Linked DNA regions of Homo sapiens: region 2 is linked to region 1. Evidence: chromatin contacts called from ENCODE Hi-C or POLR2A ChIA-PET data. All regions are on one chromosome and are shown on one strand. Each heading gives the region's core, a stretch centred on a gene start or an enhancer-like site at or near the end of the contact. The rest is flanking DNA. Distances are from core to core; before and after follow the strand shown. Region 1 overlaps ANXA11 (annexin A11). Region 2 holds the start of GPR15LG (G protein-coupled receptor 15 ligand).

Evidence for each region. A loop is a pair of places that touch in the nucleus more often than their neighbours do. ChIA-PET counts read pairs that join two places held with the same protein, here RNA polymerase II (POLR2A). Pooled maps may share reads with other maps.
Region 2: a pooled map shows a loop between it and region 1 (9-fold over the local background). The contact joins the promoter of GPR15LG here to the enhancer-like site in region 1. A Hi-C loop is called at or near these places in 1 of 37 single-sample maps with no recorded cell type and 2 of 50 pooled maps. POLR2A ChIA-PET finds 5 or more read pairs at or near these places in 1 of 52 experiments (activated CD4-positive, alpha-beta T cell).

Annotation. Positions count from the first base shown.
Region 1 is chr10:80,184,329-80,189,329 of GRCh38, reverse strand. The region is part of intron 1 of ANXA11 (annexin A11); the gene reads left to right. Among named protein-coding and RNA genes, the nearest start is that of ANXA11, 19 kb to the left of the region's middle. RefSeq lists enhancers at 946-1,045, 2,686-3,186. Within about 2 kb of position 1,374, at least 26 of the 41 ENCODE cell types and tissues checked have a DNase peak (open chromatin) inside an H3K27ac peak, as active enhancers do.
Region 2 is chr10:84,172,367-84,177,212 of GRCh38, reverse strand. GPR15LG (G protein-coupled receptor 15 ligand) reads right to left here and starts at 3,412. Exons shown (of 3, transcript NM_207373.3): 1 at 3,292-3,412; 2 at 644-733. The coding sequence starts at 3,361. RefSeq lists enhancers at 1-386, 3,893-3,942, 4,763-4,846.

The DNA of each region.
Region 1 (5,001 bases), core at 125-2,624:
GGTGAATGCTTCCTTGCCCTTTCCAGCTTTAGAGGCCATTTGAGTTCCGTGGCACTTGGCCCTTTTCCTCCATGGGTGGAATCCCTCTCATGCTTGGACTCTGTCCTTCTTATTCTTCCTTTTCATCCTTAACCCAGCAACAAAGGCTCTCTGCTTTGAAGGACGCTTCTCACTGGATTGGGCCCACCCGGATAATCTAGGCTAGTCTCCCCATTTCATGGCGGGTAACCCTAATCACCTCAGGACAGTCCCTTTTGCCACCTAAAGTAACGCATTCACAGGTACCGGGGATGTCTTTGAGGGACCTAATCAGAGAAGCTGATGGTAGCTGAGTTTCAGGCTCTGAAAAGCCCTCCCTCTACCCCTCCCCTTACCAGCATTTTCCTGAGGCCCCGGGACCCTAAGGGTTGGCTGGACACTCCCCTCACTGTGTGGGCTGGGCTGGTCCCCTGGCGGGAGCCTGACACCTGAGTTTAGTGTGTGCCCAGGATCTGTGACCCTTTTCTCCCTCTCGAAATGTCAGAGCCTGGCTTCTTTGGCCACTAGGCGTGTTGGTCACAGAGTGAAGATAACTGTGTCCTGCTTTACAAAGCGCGTTCCTGTTCTTTTTACTTTTAGTCCTCATAGTAATCCAAGGTAGGTGGGGTACATCAGGTCTTTGCAGATAGAATGGAGGTTCGGAGAGGTTAAGTTGCCCAGGGGGGTCACACAGCAAGCAGTTGCGTTAGGAACCAGACCTTGGCTCCAGGCTAATGCCTCCTAGGGACTAAGTTAAAATTAACTGAGCACCTGCTGTGTGCTAATACCTGTTGTAGTGCTATATATATATATATATATATATATATATATGTGAGAATACTACATTCTCACAGCTGTGTAATGAGATGGATGCATTTTTCCTCTTTTCACAGGTGAGGAGAAAGGCTCAGAGTGGTCAATCTATATATCCAGGGTCACACAGCTAACAAGAGGTAGAGCTAGAATGGAATCATTGTCACTGGACTCCAAACCCTGTGTACCATCCCAGTGGCCTAGCAGCAGTGTTAGAAGATGATATCAGAGCTGTGTGGGCTGCGGTAAAACTCATGCAGCAGAATTGAGAAGTCCCTTGTGACTGTCCTGTGATGTTTGGGGCCCTTGACGGGGGAGTGTGGGCCGTGAAAAGATGGGGGAGCTGGTTTAGAGTGTGTGAGAGAGAGTAATTGGGGGTGGTAGAAGCCTGCCAAGAATCTAGGGGTAGACATTGTGAAAGCCAATGTCAGTGAGGCTCAGGCCCAGTGTCTTGGAGCTGCAGAGCTTCCCTTTACCTCCCACTGCAAAATGAGGGAAGGGTTTAGAGAAGTTTCTGCTTCCTTCCGGCAGAGCTGCTGCAAGGGTTGTCTTGTAGATAGTAACTACCACAGGACTTGGGGTGTGGCACATCCCTGTGGGCCCAGGAGATCTGGGAGAAGCTGGGTTGGACTTTGCAGTAACTGGAGTGACCTGACAGCTAAGAGGGGTGGGATTGACAGGGAAGCCTCAGCCACCCTGGGACTTGTGCCCAATTGACATCAGCTCACTACCATTGTTTTGCTGGTCCCTCCTAGGCGGGCCCTGGCAGAAGCTCCCTCTGCTCAGGTGGTGTAACTGGCGGTGGCTTCCCCTTGCGGAAGTGGGTAAACAAAGACAGAGACCTGTGTCTCCTCCCCGCCCCTGCCACCTGCACTTATAAACACAACCCACTGTTTCCCTTTTTGGGAGTGTGTGAGAGAGAGAGAGAGTGTGTGTGTGTGTGTGTGTGTGTGCACGCGCGCACATGCGCGTGCATCCTTAGGTTCCGTCTAAATCCGTTCAAGCTGCTGTAATAAAATATCATAGACCGGGTGGCTTATAAACAACAGAAGTACATTGCTCACAGTTCTGGAGGCTGGAAGTTGAAGATGAAGGTGCCAGCAGACTCAGTGTCTGGTGAGGGCCCACTTTCTGGTTCACAAATAGGATAGCACCTTCTCCCTGTGTCCCCACATGGTGGAAAGGGTTGGGCCCTCTGGGATCTCTTTTATAAGGCCATGAATCCCATTCATGAGGACTCCAACCTCATAACCTTCCAGAGGCCCCGCCTCCAAATGTCATCACACTGGGAGTTGGGATTTCAATAAATGAATTTTGGGGAGACAGAAGTATTCAAACTATAGCAGGTCCTGGCCACACTTTGGAGTCAGGACTTGGGTGGGGGGCTTTTTCTGTCACTGCCACTGTGTCTGTTGCAAGAACCTCAGCGTCCTCCAGGACCTGAGTGCCCATCACGTGCTGGCCTGCGAGGCAGCCAGATATTAGCACTGTGTCTCTGTCACTTTCTTCCTCTGCTGCCCACTTTCCACTCCTCAGAAATTCTGAATTGGACTCAGCATTTGACTGAGCATTGGCTCTTATGTGAGCCTGTTTGGTGTGGGCAGGCCTCAGAGGTGACTCTGCCCACAAAGAGGAGTGGCCTGGCTTCCAGGGAAGCCTGCCATGGAGGAGCGTGACGGAGAGATCTGCGTGTGACGCTGTGTGCTCTCGGTCTGCGTTGTATGGAAAGTGAGTTCCTCCTCACTTGCCCCCATCCCCCTTCTCAGCACCTGGTCTGGAGAGGCAGGCAGGAGGAGAGAAGATGGCCCCATCCATGCCACACCTCAGTGAAAATTCTGAGGACAGGCTCTGGTGCCCGCAGGGTTGGAGCTTCATGCAGGCTGAGGCCCTGCCTCTGCGGGTCCCTCTCCCAGGCAGGTTTACTCTCCGAGGGTCTTTCATATCTCCCTGCCCGGTGGCCTCCCTCCACCATCAGTCTTGCCTTCGCTGTCCCCTCTACTCTTGGAGTGGAGCAGGCCCCCATACACCCAGGCACGTGGAGGGGATGGAAAGAAAACAGCGCCAATTTCCTGTTGGTGCTTTCTCTATTGGGAGGCTGGAAAATCCAACACAGCCATGCCAGTGTGCTCCCCACTCCCATCCTCCACCTGTCACACTGCCCTGACCCTCCCCAGTTCCGTGTTTCTCTCCTACCCCCCTCCTTCCCCCTTCAGTCCCCACAGTTCTCATCCTGGGCATTATCAAATAGCCCAGGGTCCTCTCTTTCTTATTTTGTTTTGGAGAAACAGGATGTCATGATATGTTACATGATATAATGGGAACAAACTTGGTATTAAACTGTTAATATCCCCATTTTACAGATGGGGAAAACTGAGGTGCAGAAAGGTCTCGTAAACTGTCAAGATCGCGTTGCTGGTGGGGAGCAGGACTAGGATGTGAACCTGGGTAGTCTGGCTTCAGAGTCTGTGTTCTTCTCACCATCCTCCATTGCCTTTAATGAAGTACTTTAATGAAGTACCTTTAATGAAGTATGTAATGAAGTTTCATACAGTGAAACCGGACTTAGAAGCCAGGTATCCTGATTCTGAATTCCATGCTATTTCATCATACCAGTGTTTCTAAAGCTCTGTTCTTAAAATACTAGTCCCTGGGGCCAGTGGGCTCTGTGAGGAAGTATAGTGTAGTGGTAAAGTCTGGGCTTTGGAAGCAGACTGCCTGGCTCAGCCATTCAATAGCTATAACCTTGAGCAAGTTACACAGCCTCTCTGTCCCTCAGTCTTCATTTCTGATATGAGAAGGATAATTTTAGTATTTGCCTCATAGGGTTGTTATAAAGTTCAGTTCCGTGTGAAGCACTTAACAGTGCCTGGCACATAGTAAGCATTTAATAAATGGTAACTACTATTATGGCCTAATTAGTTTGGGAAATTTGAGGATAGAGTTAAGCAGGCACTTTTGTTACAGGATTTATCAGAGCTTTTATTACGCTGTTGCAAATTGGCAGTTTCCTGGAAAGGGGATGTGTAGTTATAGTACATAACTATATGTAGTAAGCATTTTCTAAACTTTTCGGGCAACTAATCTCTTGCTCTTGTCTGCCTGTCTCGCTCCTTAAACTGCGTGCCTTCTAACTTCACAACTTGTAAGATATGAAGCTGGTGTCAGGGAACACATTCCGGGCAGCACTGAGCTGCCCATCACTCTATCTGCTTCTAAGTGAGGCTGAGCTAGGCCTGGGCATCCCGGTTAGATCTGAGCAAGACTTCTGGGGGCAGTAGATGGTAGGTGTTCAGAAGCAAACAGACTTATAGTGAAAATGAACAAGCTGTCCATCAGTTGACTGTCATGCACCAGGTGGGTTCTGCTCTACAGAAGGCCAAAATGCATATTGTGGGAGTGTGATGTCCTTGCTGAGATCCTTGGATTTATAAGTGTTTATTATGCTGTTCCTTGCCCTGCAGGCCAAATACATCCTATTTGATACTTAAATAATCTCAGGAGCCAATGAAGGAAGAGGTTATAAAGGAGAAAATTGACTAACTGGCAAAGCAGAGGCCAGTCCCCAGAACTCCATCCATTCTTCCACTCAAGCTGCATTTATGAGGTGCACATTCAGCCAGATGCTGGGGTAACAGTGGTAAACAAGGCTGTGGGACTGCATTTTTGACTCTGGAAAACATTTGCAGATGGTTGGCAGCATCACCACTAGGTAGAGCTCAGTGGTCCTGGAAGAGTCCTGGGGAGGTTGGTTTTCTGGCCCTCTTGTATTGACAAGTGCCCCCTCAAGCATTCCAAGCTCATACTCTTCCTAAGGTGAATCAGCACCTGAGTCTTTTGCTGATGTAGAAGCCTGATCTCAACTTAGAGTCCCAGCTGTATTATAGTTATATAAACACACTGTCTGTCTGTCTGTCTCTCTCTCTCGTATTAGTTATATAAACACACTCTCTGTCTCTCTCTCACACACACACACGGTCCCTGACTCAAGATGGTTGAACTTACAGTTTTTCAACTTTATGATGGGGTTACATCACTTTCAGAAGGGATGTAACCAGCTCCTCCACTTTTGATGGGGTTACAATGAGGCTACGGTTTTTATTGAGTGCATGTCACTCTTGCACCATCATAAAGTTGAAAAATCATAAGTCGAACCATCATAAGTTGGGGACT
Region 2 (4,846 bases), core at 2,163-4,662, 4.0 Mb before region 1:
CCAGTGTCCCCAGGCCTCAGGGAGAGGGCAGCCTTGCTCTTCTGGGCCTCGTTCTGGTCATGCAGCCTGGATGCTGCCTGCTGGCATCTCTGGGGCTGCCTTATCTCCTGCCAAGCTATGGCTCTCTGGACCCTCAGGCCCACTCCCCTGCTGGTGACCTGCATGCTGATCTGTGCCCCAGGTCCACAGGGTTCACAGGCAGCTTTGGTCCTTAGCTTCTGGGAGTACCTCTCAAGCCCTGCTACCATCTGTCTTCCATACCCCACTCTTGCCCTTCACCCTTGCTGCCTCCTCTGCCTGCATCCCCCACCTCCACAGTCCTCAGCCAGGCTCCTGGCTCATAAATGAGCCAGGTCTCATAAATGTCACCTCCTCAGACACCTCCCACCTAAAGTAAGTGTGTTTCCACACAACATCTTCTAATTGCATCCTGCTTTTTTTCCATGGCAGAATGTATTCAGTTTAAAATGATTAATTTGTTGACTTTTGGGGGGGAGTCAACAAATTAATCAACAAAACAAAGATGTCCTCCCAGCCAGAGCCTGATGCCAGCCATGGGTGGGGGCTGATCAGTGTGTGTGGCTGGTCCCATGGCCACTGTAGAACTTCTGCCCCACAGTCTGGACGAGGTGGGGGTACTTACCTTTCAGGTTTGTTGAGTTGGGGCTAGGGACTCGGTGGCAGCAGAGCCTGGTTCTCCTGCCTGACCAGGCCTTGGCAGGACGCCTCTTCCCTGAGGGTGGACACAAAGGAAGAGAGACTGTCTTTAGTGGGCTTGTCTGTGAGTGAGCTTCCCCTTCCAAGGCACAGGGCTCAGGAATATTTATCCAGAGAAACTCAGGATGAGCCAGGCTACGAGAGGTCCTAGGGAAAGAGTGGGCCTTGTTGTGATTTACTTTTCAGAAATAACAATGTTGGGAGACACATGGCCCCAAAACACATCCTTTTCAGATTCCTGTCCAATAAGTAGTTTCTTTGACATAATAATTCTCCCCTTGGCAATCTAGCCTAAGAAAATAAGCCTGAGCTGGGTGTGGTGGCTCATGCCTGTAATCCTAGCTCTTTGGGAGGCTGAGGTGGGCGGATCACTTGAGGTCGAGTGTTCGAGACCAGCCTGACCAACATGGAGAAACCCCATCTCTACTAAAAATACAAAATCAGCCTGGCATGTTGGTGCATGCCTGTAATCCCAGCTACTCAGGAGGTTGAGGCAGGAGAATCACTTGAACCCGGGAGGCGGAGGTTGTGGTGAGCCAAGAGCATGCCATTACACTCCAGCCTGGACAACAAGAGCAAAAACTTCGTCTCAAAAAAATAAAAAAAAGAAAAAAAGAAAAAAAGCCTGAATAAAGGACATACTTTATGTACATATATACCTTTTACCACATAATTAAAATGTGCAAAGTAGGCCAGGTGTGGTGGCTCATGCCTGTGATCCTAGCACTCTGGGAGGCCAAGGTGGGAGGATGGCTTGAGTCCAGAAGTTCAAGACCAGCCTGGGCAACTTAGAGAGACCTCGTCTCTGCAAAAAATTTTAAAAATTAGCAGGGCATTGTGGTGCGCACCTGTTTTCCCAGCTACTGGAAAACCTGAGGTGCGAGTATTGCTTGAGCCCTGGAAGTCAAGCCTGCACTGAGCCGTGGTCATGCCACTGCACTCCGACCTGGGCAAGAGAGCAAGATCTTGCTTCAAAAAAGGAAAAGCACACAATTGTGAACTATCTAAATGTCTAAGCATGTAAATTCATCATAGTACGTTCACTTGTAGCAAGTTATACCTGAAAATATTAGTTGATTAATGCTACTTCAAGAGTTTGCTACAGATAGTCCTAAATGGATAGGAAACTTTATGGGGGAAGGTATCTATCCTCATTTAATTGTCACTAGGGTATCACTGGCAACCTCCAACATGTCCAAAAATAGAGGTCTGATAAATTGCATGTCACGGGCTGTGTTTATGAGGAATTCTAATCACTGTTTTCCTTATTATATATGTGGCACATTTTCATCGCAGAAACTTTGTAAAACAAACACTTGTTATAATCCCACTACTCAGAGATGGCTGCTGCTGACACTGGGTTGTAAATGCTTCCAGAATATCTTCAATCATAAGCATTTTGGGTGATTATAACAATATATATAGTGATAAATAAAAAAGATATAACCTTGAACATATAGGTACATCAATTAATTTTTAAAAATTCTACATGCAAGGAAATAAACAAAATGTTGAACATGGCTACTCTTGAATCATGGAATTGAGTGTTTTTCTTCTCTTTATATATTTCTATAGCTCCAGCTCCCCCCACCCAAAAGTTTGAGTAACCATAACCACTAAAACAAAAAATAAATGTAGGCAGTTTCTAGAGGGTTAGACAAGAGAAAAATGGATTGAAACACTCAGCTATCTGAATCAAGAAAGGCAGCCAGGCATGGTGGCTCACGCCTGTAATCCCAGCACTTTGGGAGGCCGAGGTGGGAGGATTACGAGGTTAGGAGTTCAAGACCAGCCTGGCCAAGATGGTGAAACCTGTCTGTACTAAAAATACAAAAATTAGCTGGGCTTGGTGGTGGGCACCTGTAATCTCAGCTACTTGGGAGGCTGAGGCAGAGAATTGCTTGAACCCAGGAGGCGGAGATTGCAGTGAGCTGAGATAGCGCCACTGCACTCCAGCCTGGGTGACAGAGCAAGACTCCATCTCAAAAAAAAAAAAAAAAAGAAAAAAGAAAAAAGGGCAAGAGAGCTAAATATTCATATCTATAGAGGTAAAAAGATGGTGTCCCCTTCTAAACATGCATAAACATACCCCACCTCCCTACCACACACACCTTCATTTCAGCTGCTCATGGATATTTTCTGGGCATGAGGTTTTGGGATGTTCAGACTTAGATGGTCTACTAATTAATGTATTCATTTGCCCAACACTAATTTACTCTGTTCCAAGCATGACACAAGTACAAGAGAATGGCTCCAGAAATTCTAGATAGGTAGGACTTAAGCACAGTAATCTAGCTGAGAGGTTGTATGTGTGTTTGCATGGCGAACACACCACTTTACTTAGGCTGGGTATGTATTTGGGGGTGCAGGGGCTGTGAATGGAACCCCCAAGCCACCTGCAGGCAGTCCTGAGCCCCAAACCTATAGGTTCAGGAGAAAGAGCCCATCTTTCCGGGGCTCAGGACTGCCTGCCAAGGCCTGCCCGCCAAGGCCTGCCCTCCAACAAATCCTGATCAGAGTCTTCCCAGATGCTGAAATCCTGCTCAGGGATCTGCACCCTGGGGGCTGCCCTACCTTCTGTGGAGAAGATGGAGAAGCAGAGAAGCAGGATACAGAGCAGGCTGGAAAGGACTAGAAGCCTCATGGTGAGAAGGCAGATTTTCACGTCCTGGGAAGGGAGCTGTGCTGCAGAAGTCCTCCCTTGGGGCCACCTTGGACATTTATAGAGTCATAGAGAGGTGTTTCCCAATGGGCAGAGCCCTAGTAGCCTTGCAATTCTCCTAAAGGGTAAAGTCAGCCCCTCCCAAGAGGAAAACCAGCCTTTCAAGATGCATTTAGTAACCTGTAACACAGAAAGCTGTAAATGCCCAGCCCAGAGAGGTTTCAGAACTGGCTTCAGTGGTGAGAGCAGGAACCAACTGCCCAGGAAGAGCCACTGTCTAGAGTTGAACGTTAACTTTTAGTGTCAGTAATAATCCTATCAAATGCAGCTCTTCCTGCTCATTCCTCAGCTGTGTCTGGAAAAAGGATCATAAAACCCTTGCAGGTTCTGATCCAAGGATGAGTCTTGAGTAACCAATGAGATGTAGAGAGCACAGGTCCTGGAGTCAGATGACCTGGGTTTGAGTCCTGGTTCTGCCACTTAGCAGTGTGACATCAAACTTGTCCTTGAATGTCTTTGAGTCGGCTTCCCATCTGTGAAATGGGCACAGGACTATCTCTCTCACAAGCCTGTATTGAGGCATGTATGAGAAGCCATCTGCACCAAGGTGCTCACACAGCTCTTAAAGGAGGTGGGGCCACAGGTGGACTTTGATGTTTAAGACAGTGATGAAATGAGAAGACACTTCAAGTACAGGGTCACCCTGAACAAGGCCTGGAAGAGAGGAGCCTCTGCCCAGGGCAGGCATGGGGGAAAGTCTGACCACAGGTGCAGGAGGCTCAGATGCCACCCATTCACTGGACACGTGACCTGGGCTGAGCCATGCGCTTGGCTCCAGGGACACAGAAGACACTGTGCCTCGCCTCAAGGAGCTCCTGTTGGTGGAGGAAGCTGTGCAGACAAGTGACTGTCTCACAGCATTGTAAGTGCTGTCTATACTGAAGGAAGGGGACGTAGGTTGCTCAGTCAGAAGGTGGGGGAGGGAGGGGACACTCTGCAGAGATGGAATAAGATTGGGTCGGAGATGGCCTGGCATGGTAGGCCAGGTCATGGTGGGCTTCCTGGACCAGCAGAGGAATCAGACTGGCAAAAGGGAGGCCGGGGGATCCTTCAGCCGGGTAGAGACTGATGACAGGAATGCTTTGGGCTCCTTTTCCATCAGAGTGGGTCTGAGTTCCCTTTAATAATGGTGCATGGGTGCCTGAACACTTGCTAGGCTCTGGCCTCAGATGGTGTCAGAGGGTTCAGAGCCCCTGGGCCTATGAGAGGTGGTGGGTAGGAGGAATATTTTTCGGAAGAAATTAGGATGTTTCCCATGCACCCTGATGAGCCTCTGCCTGGGCTGCTCTCAAACCTCCACTCCCAAACTGAGGGAAGAGAGATACCCTCTCATATTGTTTTATATTGTTTTATACTCAGTACCTCTTTTAAGAAAAAACAAGGAAGTAAAACCAAAGACAGGCAGCC